Linked DNA regions of Homo sapiens: region 1 is linked to region 2. Evidence: chromatin loops called from intact Hi-C (ENCODE). Cell type or tissue: HepG2. All regions are shown on one strand. Each heading gives the region's core, and the rest is flanking DNA. Links, peaks and the distances in the headings are about the cores only.

Region 1 (10,275 bases), core at 1,227-9,226, 120 kb before region 2:
GTCCCATATTTTCATTTTTCACTGGTGCTGCAAATTATGTAGCTGGTCCTTGTTCACAGAGTTGGCAACCTTTACTCTTCAGACCCAGAGAAATGACTAAAATTACAAGGGGCCATGAAGAAAGGAGAAAAGCATTATTTTGGATGAAGAATGCTCATCTTACAGATGATGAACCAAGCTGCAGAGAGGTTGATAGTTATTTGTCTTTTTTATTTGAATTCCCTACAGTATGTTCATTTTACACGTGTGTGTGCATGAACATACCCACAACACACATGCACTTCCTTGGCTTAAAAATATGTTGAGAAATTTACAAATAGTCAAATAACACAATGAGTTTAAACAACAAGTAAGTGTATATTATTCTTCAGTAAAAAAAAAAAAATTTAAAAACAAAATAAGTGAATAAATAAGGGTGACATTTGCAGGAAGTTGGTAGGACAACTTCAAATAAAAGCAACTTCACAAACATCATGCTGTAAATTCCAGTATACCTATTAGCAGTAGTCCACACATTTGGCTCTCCACTTTCTGAAAGTGACCAAAATAAGGTAAACATGATTAGTTACAAGCTTCACAGTGATCATAGAACACAAAGAAGCCACTTAACAGCAGCACCAGCAATACCTGGAATAAAGAGGGGTGAAGAGGAGCATGTAACTACTGGGGACAGTATCCTCGGTCCCACCTTTTACAGTATGTTCAACAGTAAATCTCTTTAATGGAGCTCTTTCTTAATGTGTGTTGATGTCATCTCACCCAAAGGCAATTCTGTCAAGTCAGGTGGAGAAGAGTGGGCCCAGCTAGACAGCTATCTGCCTCCCTATTCTAAGATAAGCACACATGTCAGGTTACAATCCCAAAAGGACAGGACCTAGTCCAGTAAAGCCCACTATGCTTGGTTCCTCTCAACAGAGTTTCCCTTTCCACTTTTCAAGTCAGAGCTGACTGAGACATTCTAGGCCTAAGATCCAGAGCAGCTTTTTCTTTTGAAGACCCAAACAATTCACTAAGTTAAAGATAGGAGTCACGTTCTCTTGTGAAAATTGAGATGAGTAAATTTGAGATGACAATTGAGATGAGTAGCTAAAATGTAGCCTGAGCAGAAGATCATTCTACTTCTGCATGCTGTGCCATGATAGGGACTGCAGTTTTCCTCAGAAACAGTTTTGTTACTGCTCCCACACAAGAGCATACATTTCCAACTTTCAAGGCCACAGAGCAAAGCTGTAGTACTTTCATTGTGAAAAACATTTAATGACTTCTTTTACCTAATCCCCACTGTTGCCATAAAATATTCCCAGTGATATGTCTCTCAGGTTTAACTTTAAGCAATAGATGTTTCAAGCAAACTCTGAGAAATAAATTAGCTACAAATCTTGTCCCTGGGATTGGACAAGTTTAATTATTGCAAGAGTAGTTGGATATGACTTTGTGTAGTTATGGACCTGCAGTCATTTTTCTTTCCTGTACCCTTCAGTGCAAAAAACGTGTTCTGGGTTGTACTTTTCAAAAGGTATAAAGATCAACCCCCAATTCAGAAGGGGTGGACAAGACGTGGGTTTATAGTGTGGCTAATAAAGCTGTAACTGTAGGGTCCTCACTTGCATGGTCTTTTCTAGCAAACTGAGCCAAATTCTGTATTTGTTTTCTCTGCAAAGCTCCACTGCTTCCTAGAACACTTGACAGTATATCAGGAGACCTCACTGGTTGTCATCAGTCAGCAATGTCTTTCCTTTCTTTTATGTAAATGCATTTTTGTAAAGTAGAAAGAATATAGGCTTTGGAGTTACAATTCTCTGGTTACAGTCCTTCTAGTATAAACTTGGAAAGATACTGAACATTTCTGGAACTCTACTTATCATCTGTAAAGAACTAAACTAAAATAGGTAATAATTAGTATTACTATCAACATATAATAACCCCACATGCTGTTCATAAGGATCAAATGAAATACTGTATAAAAAGTGGCACAAGAGGACCCCTTGCTTTTCCTCTGGTCTCTCCCTCCTGGTTATTCCAGTGCATATAGAAATAACTTTGCCAACTGGGCCCATTCAAGAATCTTCTCCTCTCAATCAGATGTCTTGAGACTCCAATCTCTGATAGCTTACAAGTTGTGTCTTGGGACCCTGTATCCTATTCTTCACCCTTCATAGAAAATTTTACCAGTGCCATGATTCCTGCCAAAAGAGTGACTGGACTCATCACAGCAGAGGCACTGGAGTGCAATAGAAAGAACGCAGTCTTTGAAAATAGACAGACGTAACTTCAGACCAATGCTTAGAAATGAATTCACTGGTCTGAGCACCATTTCCTCATCTACAAAATGAGGGTAAAATATTGTCTTCAAAAAGTGGTTACAATGATACGTGAAATATATCTCAATAAAGCTTTTTTAAAAAATTGTTGTAAATATTGAAATAACATAAATCCCCAATGAACATCAGTTGCTGCTTAAAATGATAATTCTTCTCTGTTTTTCACTTCTGTGCCAATTCCGTTGGTCTTAGACAATGTAATGAGTGGTTACTGACAAAGATATGTAAAGAATATTGGAAAAGAGGAAACAGAATAAACACTGTGAAAGTTTGTCATTTTAGCTTAACAGATTATTCAACTTGACAATACTTTTCACCTCTCTGAAGGGGAAAATGTAAAAATTATTGTATCGTTTAAAATTAGATTTGTGTTAGTACTTTTGCAGTAAAAGCAAGTATTTTTAGCCAACACTTGCTGAGTTGTTACTGTATGGAATTAATCGTAAGATTCCCAGCATTCTTTGCCAAGAGAAAAACACTCTGACATTTTGTGTATACTCACAGTTTTCCTTGGTTTGAACTTCAAACACTGATGTGAATCATTTGCATATCATCTGACAAGGCTACCTACTTGAAAGAGAATAAACATGAATCTTTGGTCACTGTTAAGTGAAAACAGAATGTTTATGCACTAACGTTTGCTATGAGAAAGAGCTTATGAATAAAATTTGGTAGAATGGGTAAGATTAAAGAGAGACTCATTACACCACACCATCCAATTCATACAGCAGGAATTTCCCTTAAATTCTCAACAATTGATTACATCTAGTTTCTAATGTTTCAGGGAATCACACTGTTTCCATTTGTTATTTTTGTAAACAGAACGGTGTGCAACAGTATGAACTCTTTGTCAAAGCAGTGACTTGAAAAATACTAATGCGCATACATGTGTGCATATATCTATTCAGAAATATAGACAACTGATAGAGAAAGATGGATATTGATATAGACATATATATGATTCAGCTGAACAAAAGTATTTTTGTTATTATTAATGCTCCACTGATTTCTGATTACTAGAAACTGGAAGATTATTTTATTTTCTTTTTTTTTTTTTTGAGGTGGAGTCTTGCTCTGTCGCCCAGGCTGGAGTGCAGTGGCGCTATCTTGGCTCACTGCAAGCTCCGCCTCCCAGGTTCACACCATTTTCCTGCCTCAGCCTCCTGAGTAGCTGGGACTACACGTGCCCGCCACCACGCCCAGCTAATTTTTTTTTATATTTTTAGTAGAGACGGAATTTCACCGTGTTAGCCAGGATGGTCTCGATCTCCTGACCTTGTGATCCGCCTGCCTCGGCCTCCCAAAGTGCTGGGATTACAGGCATGAGCCACCACGCCCGGCTGATTATTTTCTTTCTTAGAGACAATTATATCTGTTTTTTTTTTTTTGAGATGGAGTCTCGTTCTGTCGCCCAGGTTGGAGTGCAGTGGTGTGATCTCAGCTCGCTGCAACCTCCACCTCCCAGGTTCAAGCAATTCTTCTGCCTCAGCCTCCCATGTAGCTGGGATTACAGATGCCCACCACCACGCCTAGCTAATTTTTGTAATTTTAGTAGAGACAGGGTTTCACCATATAGGTCAAGCTGGTCTCGAACTCCCTACCTCAGGTGATCTGCCCACCTCGGCCTCACAGAGACAATTACATCTTCAAAATTTCACTTATTTCAACACGGTATCAAGTGATGATGTGAGTTACAAGAAGTCTGGAGGAAAAAGCTGAGAGAGGAAAACTGCCCTGGGTAAGAAAGGAAACCAACTGAGGAGACTGAGGATTGGGACAAGTGATTGTAGCCTAGAAGGGAAATACGAAATAAAAAGACATAACTAATGAGAATATTCTGAGGGAAATACTGAGAGGTATGCATTGTCAACCCTAATATCTAGTTCTCCCACACAATCTTCAGAAAAATCCATGTTACTCACTGATTCAGGAAACATTTATAGTGTAAAATAAGAGGCATTGAGTCCAACTTAACAGCAGGAATAAAAGGAAAACACAGCTGCCCAAATGAACATACGGGTTACAAGCAGGGTGAGCTGCCATTGATCTGGGTTTGCCCAGGACTGCCCTGTTTTAAAATCCAAACCTCTCAGTCCGGAGCAAACCAGGATGGCTGGTTACCACAGTTACAGGAACATGTTAGTATATAAGTACGTAGTCCAACATAAAGAATGTAAAATATTCAATGTAAATCTCTTTTCTATCTGTATGGATTTTTAAAGTATTTTAAACCATCATGAGGGAGAAAATAAAATATATAAATATATATACGCACATATATATACACACATATATACACACATATATATTTGAGCTATATAGGAATGACTTTAATTTCATGTTTAAATTAATTATGTTTTGTTATTCTACTTTCAGGTGTTAAATTCTAGTGGAAACAGAATAAAATACAAAATAAAATACAAAAGAAACCATTCAGAATAGAATAGGCAGAATTGTCCATCACTGTCATTTTTAATTCTTTCAATTGACCTAAAAGTTGAACCCCATCACTTAACCGCCCAAAGTGACAGTGAACCTCTCCAAGAAGGAGCTCTTCCTCTCCTTTTTCCTCCATCTCCCCTTTATTTAATGCAGGTGGAATACTCAAGGTCAGGAGCCTATCTCCTTGCTGAGAGCCTGTGCTGCTCTGGGGAAGCTAGTGGGTTCCTTGTGATCAGCTGGGGAGACGGGAAAAAGCCTCAGAGTTGTCCCCACAGCACCACCTGGTGCCAGGTTGGGGTCTTCCTGGACTGCTGTTTAGGAGTTTTGTCCTGTTCTTGCTTTCTACCTCCTTATCATTTTCCCTAAACAGTTTAGTATAAAATTGGGGTTCTCAACCATTCCTCTGCATCAAAATCAATTTCAGAGCTATTTTTAAAAATACAGATGCCCAGAAATCATCCCAAAAATCCGAGATGGATCCCAGGCTTCATTTATTTTTATAAAAAGTTTCTGGGAGATAAATTGAGAGCCACCAAATCATAATTATGAGGTGATAATATACATGTTTTGCTTTGTTTTCTAAAAACATATTATTAAACATAATAAAATATATGGCAGCTGAAGATGCCCATCCTTACCCTGGCACAAACATGTCTCGGGACTATGTGCTAGACATAGGATTTCACTATGATAAAGGAAAAATTTACAGCTCTCTTTCTTGGGGCATGGCCCTTTCTAGTATAGCCTTGTGATTATAGGAAAGATTAGTTTTGTTCCAGGTTTTAGGGACAAATTCTTCCTCCCTTAGTGTGATTGTCAGGGTCAATATCTTTGTCTTTTCTTTCCCTTTGAATTGTAAGATCTAGATAGTGACACTTCTGGATAGTAAGGTGATGTAAAGGTTGCCTTTGGCATAAGTCCTTGTTCTGCCTCTAGCTTATGCAAAAAGTGGGTTGCAAATAGAGTGCGACCTCAGCCACTCATAAAATTGTGTGTTTGCCTAGCATTATCTGCTTCAAACCTATTGTGCTAATGGACAATCTGATCTTGGGTCCTAGCCACATACCATCTTGGCCCAACTAACCAGTAGTCTCTGAAATGTAATAAATTCATTTAAATGATGGTGCCATGAACCTGTTTTAGTACTGGCTGGGGTCACTGAGATTGATGCTCTTGGGTATGATGGGGAAACTAGCTCTGAAAGTGAGGCTAAAGGAACTCTCCTGTCTTTTGAGGAGCAGTTGCGTCACATGAGTATGTTCATAACGTGGACAACTGCTTCCTTTGGGTATATAGATTCAGATTTGATTCATAAAAATTGGTTTGGGTGTATGGTTTCAAAGAAGTAGGTAAGTTCATGGATGGTTAGTTGGATGAACAGACAACAACATTCAGCACTTAAGTGTGACTTCCTGATGATCTGAGGTTGCCTGAATCACAGGGACTTTCTCAATCCTCTTTGGACCCCAGCACTTAGCATAATTCTAGAATAAGTTATGAATAAATATTGGTGTAATTATTAAAATTAAATGATAATGCAATATGTGTATAAAGACAAAGAGACAGAATTTGTCAGTGAATAAGATGACAGCTCATCTGTAAGAATCGTGTTGGGAAGCTTTCCCCAATCAGCATCTGGCAAAACTTAAATATTTCAGGGGAAGGAATGTGAGAAGTTCATTTTAAAACTTCTAGGATCAAATACAATGAATCTACTGTTTGAATTCAGGTATGAGAAAGAAATTTTAAAATGGTTAACTAAATTTCATGGCCCCAGCAAAATCAATGTTATAAAAATATAACTATATGGGAAATTGCAGATATTATAATGTTATGGGCAAAAGCAAGGTATAAAAGATTTTATATGGTATAATGCCTTGTGTGGGTATACAAACATATACAGCTTGCAGAGTTTTTTAATAAAGAAAAGTACGAGAATAAAATAAAATTCTCACCCCCAAAATCTACTATTGATGTTTTGTTTTGTGTGTATTATTTCAAATGGCATTTCCCTATTCACATAAAATATTATTAAAAAGGAAAATATAAAGCATATAGTAAAAGCATGTACTGTGTGGGTATCTCTGAATGCAAAATAATGTTCACATTTGTGTATGACTATTCACGGTATCAACATTAATTTAAATACTCTTTTCCCTTTGCCTTTCAAGAACAATTTACATCCTTAAATTTTAAAAAAATGTATTTGTTATTTTGTATTGCTTTTGCAAAATCCTTTACTACCATTTTCCCAGTTTTCTGTTGATGAACTTGAAAAATATTCTAATACTAAATATATCAACCCTTCATATGTTGTATATCACATATCCCAAATATCATCTCCCAGTATCTTCTCAGTTCTCCTATTTTATTTACGATATTTTATGTCATATTCTAATTTTATGTTGACAAATCTATAAATCTTTTCTGACTTGGCCTCTGTTTCTATATTTATGGTTAGAAAGATATCATCTACTCTGAGATAAAATGAATATTAACTTATATTAGCTTCTGATTCCTTATGGCTTTAACTTTTTTTGATGAACTCTTTAACCCGGCAATATTTTATTTTGGTATATGATGCAAAATTTATGGCATTATTTTCCAAACTATCCATTATTCCAACAACCATTAAAAGAAATCTGTTACCACCAATATCATAAAATAAATGTGTGTGAATATGTACAAAATATATACACATATTTAATCAATGTTTTGGTTTTTCTCTTCTTTTTCATGGATCATCAACTTTAAAATATGACAGGCAAAGGCAGATTTAAAAAATTGATCAAGCAATAGAACATAAAAAAACACTTATAGGTTATTTTCAAAGATATCTGCATCTAATATATATAACTCTTGATATATTTTCAAATGTATTGCAAAATTAGCATTTTCATATAATTGCATATATGCATATATGTTCATGAAACTATATATCTATATATTCATATATTAGGGGGTTTTGTGCCTCTGGCACTGGTAAATAACCAAGAAAAATTTTAGGTAACATTTCATCCTGTCACCAGAAGACTGTCACAGTGTTTAATCTTGAAAGCAGGCTTTTCTTCTATTTCTCCTTCTTATCCTTTACTTGGATGAAGAAATAGCATTTTAACATGACTCTTGGCCCCAGTGATAAAACCTAATGCTAATATGTTTGCTGACGGTGAAGCTGGAGCAGCCTTAAATCAATTCCTTAGAACTATTTGGAATATAGCAAATATAAAGCTGGAACAATAATAAAAATATTTCCATTGTAGGCTACAAAGAAAAGACAACACTGAAAATCAGAGATCAGTGTTAGAAGTGGGTTCTACAACTGACCTCTTCGATATCCTTCAGTATTATTGCACCTCTTGAGCCTCTGTTTATGCTGTGGTGCCCATTTCATAGGGCAGGTGTGGAAATCAAGTCAGAGATATTAAAGATGATAGTGATTTGTAAACTGTAAAAAAATTACTAAGTACAACAAATGTTCTCTCAAAACTTATTAATAGAGAATATTTTTAGGTTTCTGAATAGACTATTGTTTTATGGTCAGAGTATAATTTAACTTCATTTTACAACATATACATAAAACATCATGTTGCGCATCTTAAATATATACAATCTTCATCAATTATACCTCAATAAAACTCGTAAAAATAAAAGAGAAGTCTATACATGAGATAAAATGGCATAGAACTGTAGCAGGGTTAATTAATCTGTCAAGTCTCACTGCTGATGATGGCAGTGCCAGATTCAACCCGTATTGAATTGATCAAGTCTATTGTTTTCAAAGCCTGTATTACTAATCATCATGTTTCTCAGTTCTCTGAAAATAGGGATAAAATAATAGTTAATTTAAAAGATTAGCCTTATGCAATGTCTTTTAAAAATTCAACATAAACTTGCCATGTGCCCAGCAATCACCCTGGATGTTTATCCCAGAGAAATGAAAACTTATTTTCATAGAAATGTATTTACACAATTGTTTATAGCAGCTTAGTATTTAATAGCCCCAAACTGGAAACAACCAAAATGTCCTTCAGTGAGTAAATGATTTAAAGAACTGTGTTACACCCATACCGTGAAATATTACTCAACCATAAAATGAAAGAAACTATTAACACATGCAACAACTTAGATACATCTCAGGCATTATGCTGTGTGAAACAAGCCAGTCGCATAAGGTATGATTTCATTTACATGACATACTCTAAATGATAAAATTATAGTGATGGCGAGCAGATTAGTGGTGCCAGAGAATAGGGATGGTGAAGGGAAGAGGAGTGGATGTAACTATAAAGGGGTACCGCAAGGGAGATCTTTGTAGTGATGAACTGGTTTTGTATCTTAATAGCACTGGCAGTTATACAAATCTACACGTGATAAAATGTCAAAGAGCTATACATACACACCTTGTACAAGTGTCAATTTCCTGGTTTTGATATTGTGCTACAGTTATGTAAGATGGTCCCTTTAGGGGAACTAGATGGAAGGTATATAGGATTTTGTACTATCTTTCCAAATTCCTGGGACTCTATGATTAGTTTAAAATAAAAAGTCAAAAAACCGGAAATACACAAGCACAGAATGTCTGAAATTAAATAACAAATGATAACATTTGGCCTGAAATTTGTCTCTTTGTATCTAATTATATCAACTTTTTAAACTATGCTGTTCAAATACACTCTATTCTTGTAACTATTTTATACCTGTTTAATTTTTAAGTTTCTGTTGATGTGATAAAATCTCCCACCATGATTTTGAAATTGTCTCAGTCTCTTGTAATTCAGTCAGTTTGTGCTTCCTATATTAAACAGTTCAGGGCTTTGCTGTTAAACCATATAAGTATGTGAAGGTTATATTTTCTTAGGATTTTTTCTTTGTTTTTCTCTGGTGTTTCTCTTTATCCCTATAAGTGCTTTTTTGTTCTAATTTATATTTTATGTGATATTAATATTGCTATACAAACTTTATTTTGATTATTGTGCTTTACCATTTTAACGCACTTTTTTCACAGTTTAATATATCTGAAATCATGATGCATATGCAATTAATTTCAGAATTTAGCTGCCTTTGTTGTTTTTTTTTTTTTGGTATTATATAAAATAATAATGCATCTTACAGGGGAAGTCATAAATCCAATGAAATAAAGTATTTACCTGACATATTTTTTCCCATCTTCTTATTTCAACCATTTGACTGGTTGTCCAGCCCCAAATTGTTGGACTTTTTTAAACAATTCACACTGACTGGCAGTCTTCACCTTTAAATAGTTGAGTTCCATCCCTTTAAAATCATTTAAAAACATGATTTTTAAATTTATCTCCATTACCTTATTTTGTGTTTACTTTTTTACTTTTATTTATTTCCTCCTTCTATTAGATGAATAAAATGTTCAATAGCTCCTCTTGTTCCCAATTCCAGGTTTTTAAACTCTACACATTTTGTAGTAAGTTTTAAGATCTCAGTTTACCTACTTACTTATAAATATTCATAAGAATGTATAAATTTATTTTATGTT
Region 2 (10,275 bases), core at 650-8,649:
AGAACTGTTTAAGAATTGTTTTGCAGGACACTGATCAAAATGTTTTCTATATGATATCTCACAGGATTTAATTCACCCCAAAATACAATCTTACATATTTTCAAGAAAGTTGAGTCTTGTCTTAATTATGTAAATTTAAATTCAGACACAAGTTGTGTGTCTTGGTAAGTCCCACTGACTAGAAAACTAGTGAATTTCCTCTTCGGTAATATTTAAACCCACTAATTTACCTAACGGTTTTATTTTGTTTCAATTGTTTTCTCTATAAATGCAGTATAGCAATATTGAAAAATAAAACTGAGTAAATAAAAATAAATAAATAAAATAAAATAAAATAAAAAATTAGTTTGCTGCAAAACTAAATCAACCAAACTGGAAATCCAGCCTTTTTTTCCCATCCCTGTGGAAATGTTAAACACATTGTCCCCAAGTGAAATACTTAGTAACAGTAAAATTCTCTTGTGATACATGATGCAATATAATTATAGGATTTTTAAAAGAAAGTAGATTATTTTTAGGATAATTTTTGAGCACCTGTCTTGAATAAGGCATTGGCTATTTAACAATAATGGTTTTAAAACTCTTTGTGGGTACTTGCTTCCAAAAGGCAGACATTCTTTCAGGAAGATAGGTATGTAGACCTGGAAAGGTAACTAAGCTTCAGAGTTAACATAAGCATGATAAATGCCAAATAAGTAAGAAATAATGAGTGTTTTACCAGTTCAGTTGAGAAAATAATAATTAATTGGGGGAAAAGTGGCTATAAGAGCTGATTTCTTAAAGGACATTAAATTTAACTTGGGCTTTAAAGGATGGAAAATAATTGGCAAAACAATATAGGATTTCAGCGAAGGGTAACAGCTCAGAAAGATGGAGAGATAAAGTTCCACAGGTTGAAATCGGAGAATTGTCTCAGGAACAGTGAGAGATCTGCTTGGGGCTGTTTTGCATGCGATGGATCTCAATTATTACATACCCTTTCTCACAAAGTCATTTTGAAATGATGAAAAAAAGAAGTTACATAATTATAATCACAAGGAAAAGGGTATCAGCAGTAGACCAAAAATGTTGAGGGATTTCCATAAATAGAAAGTAGAAAGGATAAGAATGACACAGAAACCAAAAGAGAGAAACTCACAGTCTACAGAAAAAATCTATTGCAGTGAGAACTTTTCCTGGTGGAGGTGCAGAAAAACTCCAAGCTCAGATTGAATGAGCACAGAGATGAAAAATGAATTGAGGAGTTATGATCCAATTTATGATACTAATTTACAACTAATTATACTACTATATATTTATATATTAACTAATTAATTAACCAAAGTAAATAAAGATGATTTAATTAAAAATATTCTTGTAACTGGAGCAGAAATAGCTTTCTCCATCCCCATTATACAACTGTAGCTGTTAGCTATAGTAGTTTGCCTCTAGGATAAAGTTTACAATGCACTCTGAAAACAAAATGTGGGATCTTTTTTGAGTGGACTTGTGTTAAGGATCAATGTCAGAGAGGGCAATTCTGAAAAACATTGAGAAAGTCCACAATGGATGAGGAGGAAGTGATTTTCAAAAGGAAAGACAACTTCGTTTGACAGTAAGATATACTAAAGCTCTCTACACTCAATGGCATTTTTTTCTTCTTTTACCAAACGTGAGAACCCTTGACTGCTTGTCTACTTTGTGCCAACCAATCCTGAGAGAAAGTGTGTAAGGCAATAGCTTCCCCTCACTGACACAGTGCCCACAATAGCCCTTCCATCAGGTGAAAGGCCCACTGTAGAAACACACTTGTAGAACTGTAGAGGAAACTCATAGCATCTGACTACCAGTCATTCTAGTAACAGAGAAAAATTAGGAAGGGATCACCAAGGATTACAAAATATTTGAGAAAAACCAACAGCATGCAAGACAAAGATCAAGACAAATAAAGCAAACATCTAAACATCTAGATTTGGAGGAAACAGGTAATACATGAAACAAAGAAGAACTTCAAAACTTTTAAAAATCATTGTCCACACTAAGATTCAAAAGAGTATTACATCCACAAAACAAGAGCTGGCTGCCTCAGAAAAGGAGAAATTAGAATACCTATATACTAAAAACAAAATTACTAAAATAAAATATTTAATATAAAAGTTGACTAATAGAATGGACCTAAATAAAGACTGAACAAATAACCCAGAAGACAGAGTGTAATAAATTCTCTAAATACTAAAGTAAAACAATAAGGGAGTAGATTATATGGGAAAGTCAGCCATGTGGCTAACGTACATATGCTCCTTTGACATTCAACTCGAGTTCCAGATGCAGACAACAGGAAAAATGTGATGAAGAAAATAAAGAAGAAATAACGGAAAAATATTTATCTGAATTGAGGGTTGTGTCAGTGGCTTTTTCTTTGGGGAGCATAAATAGAATCAATCAGACAAATAGGGACACCCCCCGCCTCCAAGAGTACTCAAGAAAGAACAAAGGATGTTTTAATTCTAAGATGAAGACTTTATCAACCTACTCTGCTAGGCTGACTGTTCTCAACTTGGGGTAGGATGGGGTGGGGTTAGGGCAGGTGGATATTTACCCCAGGCAATTTCCAGAGACATACTTCATTATCACAGTTGATAGGAGGTGGGAAGGGAACTTCTGGCTTCTGGTGGGTCCAGACCAGAAATGTTGCTAAACATCCGACAATGCACAGGACAACCATCTGCAACCAAGAGTTGTCCTGTCCAAAATTTTAATAGTGTGGAAGCTGAAAAACTGTGCTGACTGAATTCTCCCCCTACCCCTGAGACCTTAAATGCATTGTGAAAATACTTCCATCCTCCCCAGCACATGCTTTAGAAGACCTTCTTTTTTTCTCCACTCCCAGAAGATTCTTGTTATTTTTATAAAGCTGTTCTCTCAGAAAGTTGATAGTATCCTGAAAGTCAACACCATCCAGTGCTTGATGTCTACGAGATTCGACTCTCTAGGATGCATTGGAGAAAAATCAATCACTTTGACTTTCCTTTACCGGTACTTTTCTGTGTCTACCGCAGGATCATTTAATCCATGTGTTTGTTCTTGTGTCTCCTTGAGATTAAATACAAATTCTTCCTAATTTGCAGAAATCCTTATGCTGTCTGTCTGTATTATGTCCCAGAGTAGTTGGGGATTTTATTCTTTCGGTTGTATATTTTTTTGTCATTTCAATGGCCTTTGCGGAAACAGGAGAGGTAAGCACATATACTCAGATTGCTACTTTTAATGAAATTTTCTGATTATTTTTGAAAACTTACATCCATAAGATTTTAACTATAAAGAACTGAAGAATCACCAGGAACTTGTGAACATTTATGTTTTCAGGGTTTTTTTGTTGTTGTTTAAAAAAAGATGGAAAGTATTTGCTGCGTGTTTTTGAAAATTTAATTTTGATGTTGATATTTTTACAAGATGGAAATTTTCTTCGTAGAATCAGATCTTAAAGTGGAAATTTCTTTTAAAACCGGATATTAATAAACATTATCATAATATTTTATAGCATTTCAGATACAAACTGCTTTCACAATACATTACTCCATCTGAACCTCGCAACTCCAGGAGCAGGTATTGCTATGACCTTTTATCTGTGAGAAAACTGAAGCCTTGAGAGGCTGGTTGATTTTTGAGTGAAGTCACAGAGCTGGATCTAAGCCAAGTCTTCTAATTCTTTATTTAACATACCTGCTGGTCTACCATACTGCTTTCTTACATGGTATCTGTTCCTCCGTTCCATGATAGGGAAGGAGTTATGCAATGATTCAAGTACAGTGTCTTGTATTACACCTTCTTTCTTGATATATCTCCATAGATGCTAGCCACAGAGCCCTATTAACATGAGTATACCACTAGGTCATTGTAAAAAAAAAAAAATCAATAAATAAATGACAATGCTCACAATGTAGAAAAATTTCTAAGGAACCTGAGGCATAGAAGAAGCATAGTCAAACCTAACTTCTCGAGTATCAGATCAAAGAAAAAATAATTTTTGAAGAATTTTCCAAATGTGGCTTAAATCATGCCATGTCGTGTGTACTTCTTCCCAGCATACAAAACCTCACTGTTGTGTCTTTTGATCCATTATTTCCTTGCTTCTACCTTCATTCACTATTTGGGAAGTTAGAAAAATGACTTTTACTCTCCGTTCTACTTTTTTAGAAAGTCATAGCTTTACTCATTGAAGTACTGATTTCTAGTAGAATAAAACTATATGTTAATCATAACCTCCTTTTCCCTTGGAAATTCAGGCAAGTACTGTGATTTATCTTGAAAAATGTGGACTAATAAAAGTCTTTTCTTCTTCTTTTTTCTTTACTAGAACTAGGCCCTGCACTTAGCCCAAAGGGAAGCACCCCTTTTTATTGTTGGCCACACTCAGTGTTGCATGGTCAAAGGAGCATTTACATAAGCCAACAAAAGTTAGCACAGCAGGAACAAGAGAAATATGTGTATGACCCTCCCATGAGAAAAGAAAAATTTCTGTCTTCACTGTTTTTTACAATTAGTATCAGAAATAAAAAATAACTTAAACATTTGTTCAGTATTTAATATGTCAACTATTGTTTTAAAAAATAACCACTTTGCATTATTGCCTAGTCCTCACAAAACTCCATTGAGAATGGTACTATTTTCTCTCTGATCTTACAGATAAAAGAGAAAGGAAGAGAGATACAGTAGTTTGCCTAGCAAGTTGTGAGGTCTGGATTCAAACTCAGTCCAATTACAGCACTTGCTCCTAAATTGTTTAATAATTTCATTTTTTCAGGAATATAGGAAGTTTTCAATATATTATCAAGATCATTTTTTCCATTTCTGACATATTCTTTTCATGGCAAGTTAATATGCTACTGACTTTTTCATATGTGCATCAGAATTATAGATAGAAACATTAATGTAAATTAAATAAAATTGTTATTATATTTACTACTTTTTTTTAACTTCCAGGTTTTTTTGGTGTAGCCAAAGTGCTTGCATTTTCTAATTGGCTCTTGACAGCAGACTGTAACTTAGATACCTAATGGTTTTTTGTCATTTCATTCAATTCTTTCATTTTTATTTGGTTTGTTCCTGGTAAACTCCCTTTCATATGCCCTCAGGGACAGTCCTAAATCTCTACATTGTCCTCTAGATCATTACTGTCACTCTCATCTTCAGCAAATACCTATACCTCCCATTTCATGGCCATCCAGTATGAATGTCTTCAGGTCTTTCATTTTGTTAATATGCTGTGTCAAATTTATTGATTTGGGTATGTTGAACCATCCTTGTATTCTAGGGATAAGTCCCACTTAATCATGGTGAAGGATACTTTTAATAGGCTCTTGAATTCAATTTGCTAGCACAGGTAACCCTTGAACAACATGGGTTTGAACTATGTGAGTCCACTTATATGTGTATTCTCTTCCACCTCTGCCACTCCTGAGACAACAAGACCAACCCCTCCTCACCCTCCTCTTCCTCAGCCTACACAACATGAAGACATTGACAATGAAGTCCTTTATTATGATCCACTTCCACTTAATGAATAGTAAATATATTGTCTCTTTGTTATAATTTTCTTAAAAATGCTTTCTTTTCTTTAGCTTACTTTATTGTAAGAGTATAGTATGTAATACATGTACCATACAACATATGTGTTAATCAACTGTTTATGTTATTGGTTAGGTTTCTGGTCAAAAGCAGGATATTAGTAGTTAAGTTTGGCAGAGTCAGAAGTTACATCTGGATTTTTGGCTGTGTTGGTGGGTATATTTTGGGTCAGCACTCCTAATCTCCATATTGTTCAAGAATCAATTGTATATTGATATTGTCATGCAACAACCATCAACACCATTCATCTCCAAAATTCTTTTCATCTTGTAAAACTGTAACTCCGTACCCATTAAACAATAACTCCCCATTCTCCCTTCCCGCAGCCCCTGGCAACCACCTTTTTACTTTCTATTTTATGATTTTGACTACGATAAGTACTTTATACAAGTGGAGCTTCTTAGATGTTTGTATTTATTTCCTTCATCAAATTCAGGAAATTTTCAAATATGCTGTGACTTTTTATCTCTCTCTTTTCCTTCTAGAATATCCAAGATGTGTATGCTGGTCCGGTTGATAGTATACCACAGGTTCCTTAGTACTTTGTTTACTTTTTAAATTTCTGTTCTTCAGATTCAATAATTTCAATGATCCCATCTTCATGTTTACCAATTACTTCTTTTGACTTCTCAAACCTTCCTTGGAATCTCTCTAGAAAACTTTTCATCTGAGTTGCAGTGGTCCTATATTTTCCACGGGAGATGTTTCAGGCAGTGGATGCCTGGAACTGAAGATAGTACCAAACCCCATTGTCATCAATCAGAACACATTTCTGTTCATGTCTTTCATCCACAAATTTCATGCATTTTTCATCATAACTAAACGATTGTAATGCATTGTGACCACAACTTTTGCAGTTTGAGGTGCAACAGCAAACCCAGTACAAGTATTTTTCTTCTTCATAATTAGAAGATCCATTCTTACAACAGATCTTAGCAACCTCAGCATACAATTTTTTTCTTTCTTAATTAAGCCAAGAACTTTCACCTTTTCACTTAAAGAAAGCACTTTACAGTTTCTCTCTGGTATATCTGAATTGCCAGCCTCACTACTCTTGCACTTTGGGTCCATTATTAAGTAAGATAAGGGTTACTTGAACACAAGCATTATGATACAACAATGATCAATCTGATAACAGAGATGGCTACTAAGTGACTCACGGCAGGTAGAGTATACTGTGGATACACTAGACAAAGGGATGATTTATATCCTGGGCAGAATGGAGTAGGACAGTGAAAGATTTCGCCAACATATTCAGAATAGCATGCAATTTAAAACTTGTAAGTTTTTTATTTTTGGAATTTTCCATTTAATATTTTTGGACCATGGTTGATCGAAGGTAATTGAAACTGGAAAAGAAAGCTACAGATAACTAGGGGACTATTGTACTGTACTTTTTAGCTTCAGACTTTCTTTTTAGTTTCTTTTTAGATTTCCTTTCTCTTTATATTTCCACTTTGCTCATACATCAACTTTCTTGGCTTTTCCAGGTTTTTCTTTAGTTATTTGAGCATCTTTAAGACAACTGTTTTTAAAAAGTTTTTGTATGGTAGATCTGCCATCAGTTCTGTTGGCTCATGTTTTCCTCTGAATGAAACATACTTTCCTGTTTCTTAGTTTGTCTTATGATTTTTTTAAACTGGACATTTAAATCTAGTAGTGTGGTAATTCTGGAAATCAGATTATTCCCCTCCTCAGCGTTTCTTACGGATTTTTGTTTTGTTTTGTTTTGATTTGAGTGTTGTAGGCTGTTACTGTGCTGAGGATAAGGCTGACGTGTAAACAAGGTCTTTTCTGAGCCTCCACCTGTTCCTAGCATTATGGTGACTTTCTAATTTTCCACATATATGCAATTGCTTTTGAATATCCTAGTTTTTCTGGCTCTCAAAAGGGAAAGAAGAGACAAATGAATGGGGAATGGGATACTGACCCTTTAAATCTCCTGGAGGTCACTTCATCTGGAGGGAAAAGGGCTTCCAAAAGTTCAGAGAAGTACAACAGTAACAGATGCCCATCTCTGGTGTTTGTACTTCCATAATCAGAAGGAGCTATCAGTGATTAGAACACAGATCTCCAGTATTGGAGGATAGGATCCTTATTGCCCACCTTGGCTCCTGCAAGTCCTGTGTAAGCTGCTCCAAGAACACATGCACAGCTGCCCGCCACAAATCTGGGGGTATGGGGTGGGTGGCTGCTGTCAAGCTAAAAGCTGACATTGACTGAAGTTAACCATAATTTACCATCCATGTCTTCTCCTGGAAGTTGCAAACCTTCGATTCCAGATTTCCAAAATGGTTACATCGAACAGATTCTGCCACTGTAGATGCCTGGCTGGGGAGATGGATGCCTGGTGCTTTCTATTCTGCCATCTTTCCAGAACCCTCTCATGCCCAAATAAGCCTTTGTAAGGGTCGTCAATAGCTTCTTATACCCGTAATAAATACAAAGACTCTAGGATGAGAATAAAATTTTCACAAAATGCTTTTTAAAGTGTAGATAAAATATTATGTAAGACCATTGTCCTACTGTTTGCTCCATACATTTATACAACTTTAAGTCTTTTTTTCAGTGGTACCAAAATATGCCCTAATATATATGCCAATGAATTGATATTGAAGACTGCTAACAATTTTCATTTTCTATATTCTTTCCTATAGATTATTCTATTTGATGACTCTCCATCTCAAACATAATAGGAGTGTGCTTCCCCTCTGGGTTTCATAAATTTCCATTGGCAGAAATGATTTTCCCTGTCTGGCAATATTGTCTGTGCTAACCAAAGTATTTGCTCTCCCAATTTAGATTTTGAAGTTGGAAGAAGTGGCAAAATGTGAAAAGCAAGAAGCAAGTATTACCAGAGACACCTATGAAAAAGAAATCTTTCTGAAGAACATTTTTAAAGTGCCATAATCTGTTCGGTAAGAATGAAATTAATGCACAAAACTGATAAAAATGGACTACCTGGATGTAGTTTCTGAAATGGCAGGGTATGTGTTCTGGTGTAAAGTACAAAATACATGGCCTAACCTGAGTAATTTTGTCTCTTTGTTTATGATTTTGAACAATGGTGTAGAAGAGACAGGGGATTCTTCTTTCCCCTGGAAAACCCCTATTTCTTCCCTCTTAGAATTGAAAGGGGCTACCTTTGTGTTATGAGGCTACTGGGGAATTTCAGCTAACTCCTGTGGGGAAAGAGATGGAAGCAAGCATTCCTCACAATCCCACTAATCAACCACGGGTTTCTTATGAGCATCTATAGGATTCCCACAGGTCCCACTGAGGGATAAGTGGTCAAAATAGAATCCCCACATTTAGTCATACTTACTATACTGCCTGTTGCTAACTGTAACAACTGTTCATTCCCCTGAAGCCTGGAGCCAACTGGCATGGGCTAGAAGTTAAGAAACAGCAGGAGGCCTTCATGGTCACCATAGCTTCCTGGTGACCATCTAATATAAAATTAGATAGAATAGTATTTTCTTTTAAGCCGAAAATAAATTTTAGCAGTGCTCTTATTGGTTAGTAAAAACTGCATTTGCATTGGTGACACAAACATTGTTATGTTATTCTAGTCTAACGAGAAACCATCTCAGCAAAGATCATTAGAAAATCATTTTAGAAACCACTAAGTCTTTAGCATAATTTTAAAAAATAAATTCAAGAGTCTGTCATAATATTGCTCAACCTAACCAAATGAGAATTTTAACAATAGAAAAGGCATTTTCAAAATAATAATCAAGCCTGTGATAAATGAGTTAGAAGTATGTGCAGGACATCTTCAGTTTGCCCCTCAGATCCTGTACTCATTCTTCATTCAGTTCTGGCCAGTCCTTTGGCCAGTCCTGGGAAGCTGGCCAAAGGAAGGGGAGAGAGAAGAAAAAGAAGCTGGACTATTTCTTCTCCTCTCCCTCCTTATGTGACAATTAATTTCATATGTCAACTTTGCTGGGCTGCACTGCCCAGATATGTGGTCAAAAATTATTCTGGATGCTCCTATGATGATGTTTTCAGATGAGATTTAACATTTACATTGCCGAACTTTGAGTGAAACAGATTGTCCTCCATAATATGAGTGGGTTTCATCCAATCAATTTAAAGCCTGAGAAGAGTAAAAGACTGACTTGCCCCAGAGCAGGAGGGAATACTGGCAACAAATTGCCTTCACATTTCAGGCATGAACTACAGCATCAGCTCTTCCTAGGTCTCCAGCCTGCGGGCCACTCTGCAGATTTTGAACTTGCCAGCCTCCATCATCGCATGAGCAAATTCCTTAAAAAATTCACACACACACACACACACGCACACGCACACACATGCACACACATACGCACACACATGCACACACATATTCTATTAGGTCTATTTCTCTGGAGAACCCTCATACATCCTGCTTCAGCTCTGAGAGTCAGGAAATAGAAGCATACCCCCCTCTCATACTATAGCTTAGGTAAAATAGCCCCTTCTCCTCTGGTCCAGCTTTCACTAGGTCAATCTAGTGTCTCTTGTTCTTTGATCATAAGGGTAGTATTATTTCCCCGTGTAGCTAGTCTCTTGTGTCTTACCATCCTTTAATTCCCAGCACTGCCCATACTTCTGAAAGCAGTACTTTCATTTTCAACTCAGAGGTTGAGCCTGGTTTCTCAACTCAAGCTGCATATTAGAATCAGC

What was found. Peaks named below come from ENCODE experiments on the same cell type or tissue, not always from the same donor. Only the 100,000 strongest peaks of a DNase experiment are listed, where the experiment ranks them.
Region 1: a loop joins it to region 2, with 17 times the contacts of the local background. A loop is called at or near these places in 4 of 110 quality-filtered maps.

The regions. Positions count from the first base shown.
Region 1 is chr7:20,167,891-20,178,165 of GRCh38, forward strand. MACC1 (MET transcriptional regulator MACC1) reads right to left here. Exons shown (of 7, transcript NM_182762.4): 2 at 2,824-2,888. Among named protein-coding and RNA genes, the nearest start is that of MACC1-AS1, 31 kb to the left of the region's middle. In HepG2, for the core only: a CTCF peak has its summit at 5,053 (motif pointing left); a DNase peak (open chromatin) is centred at 5,041.
Region 2 is chr7:20,289,873-20,300,147 of GRCh38, forward strand. LOC101927769 (a long non-coding RNA gene) reads left to right here and starts at 6,836. Exons shown (of 5, transcript NR_110117.1): 1 at 6,836-6,887; 2 at 8,410-8,525. In HepG2, for the core only: no CTCF peak of the experiment used is centred there; no DNase peak of the experiment used is centred there.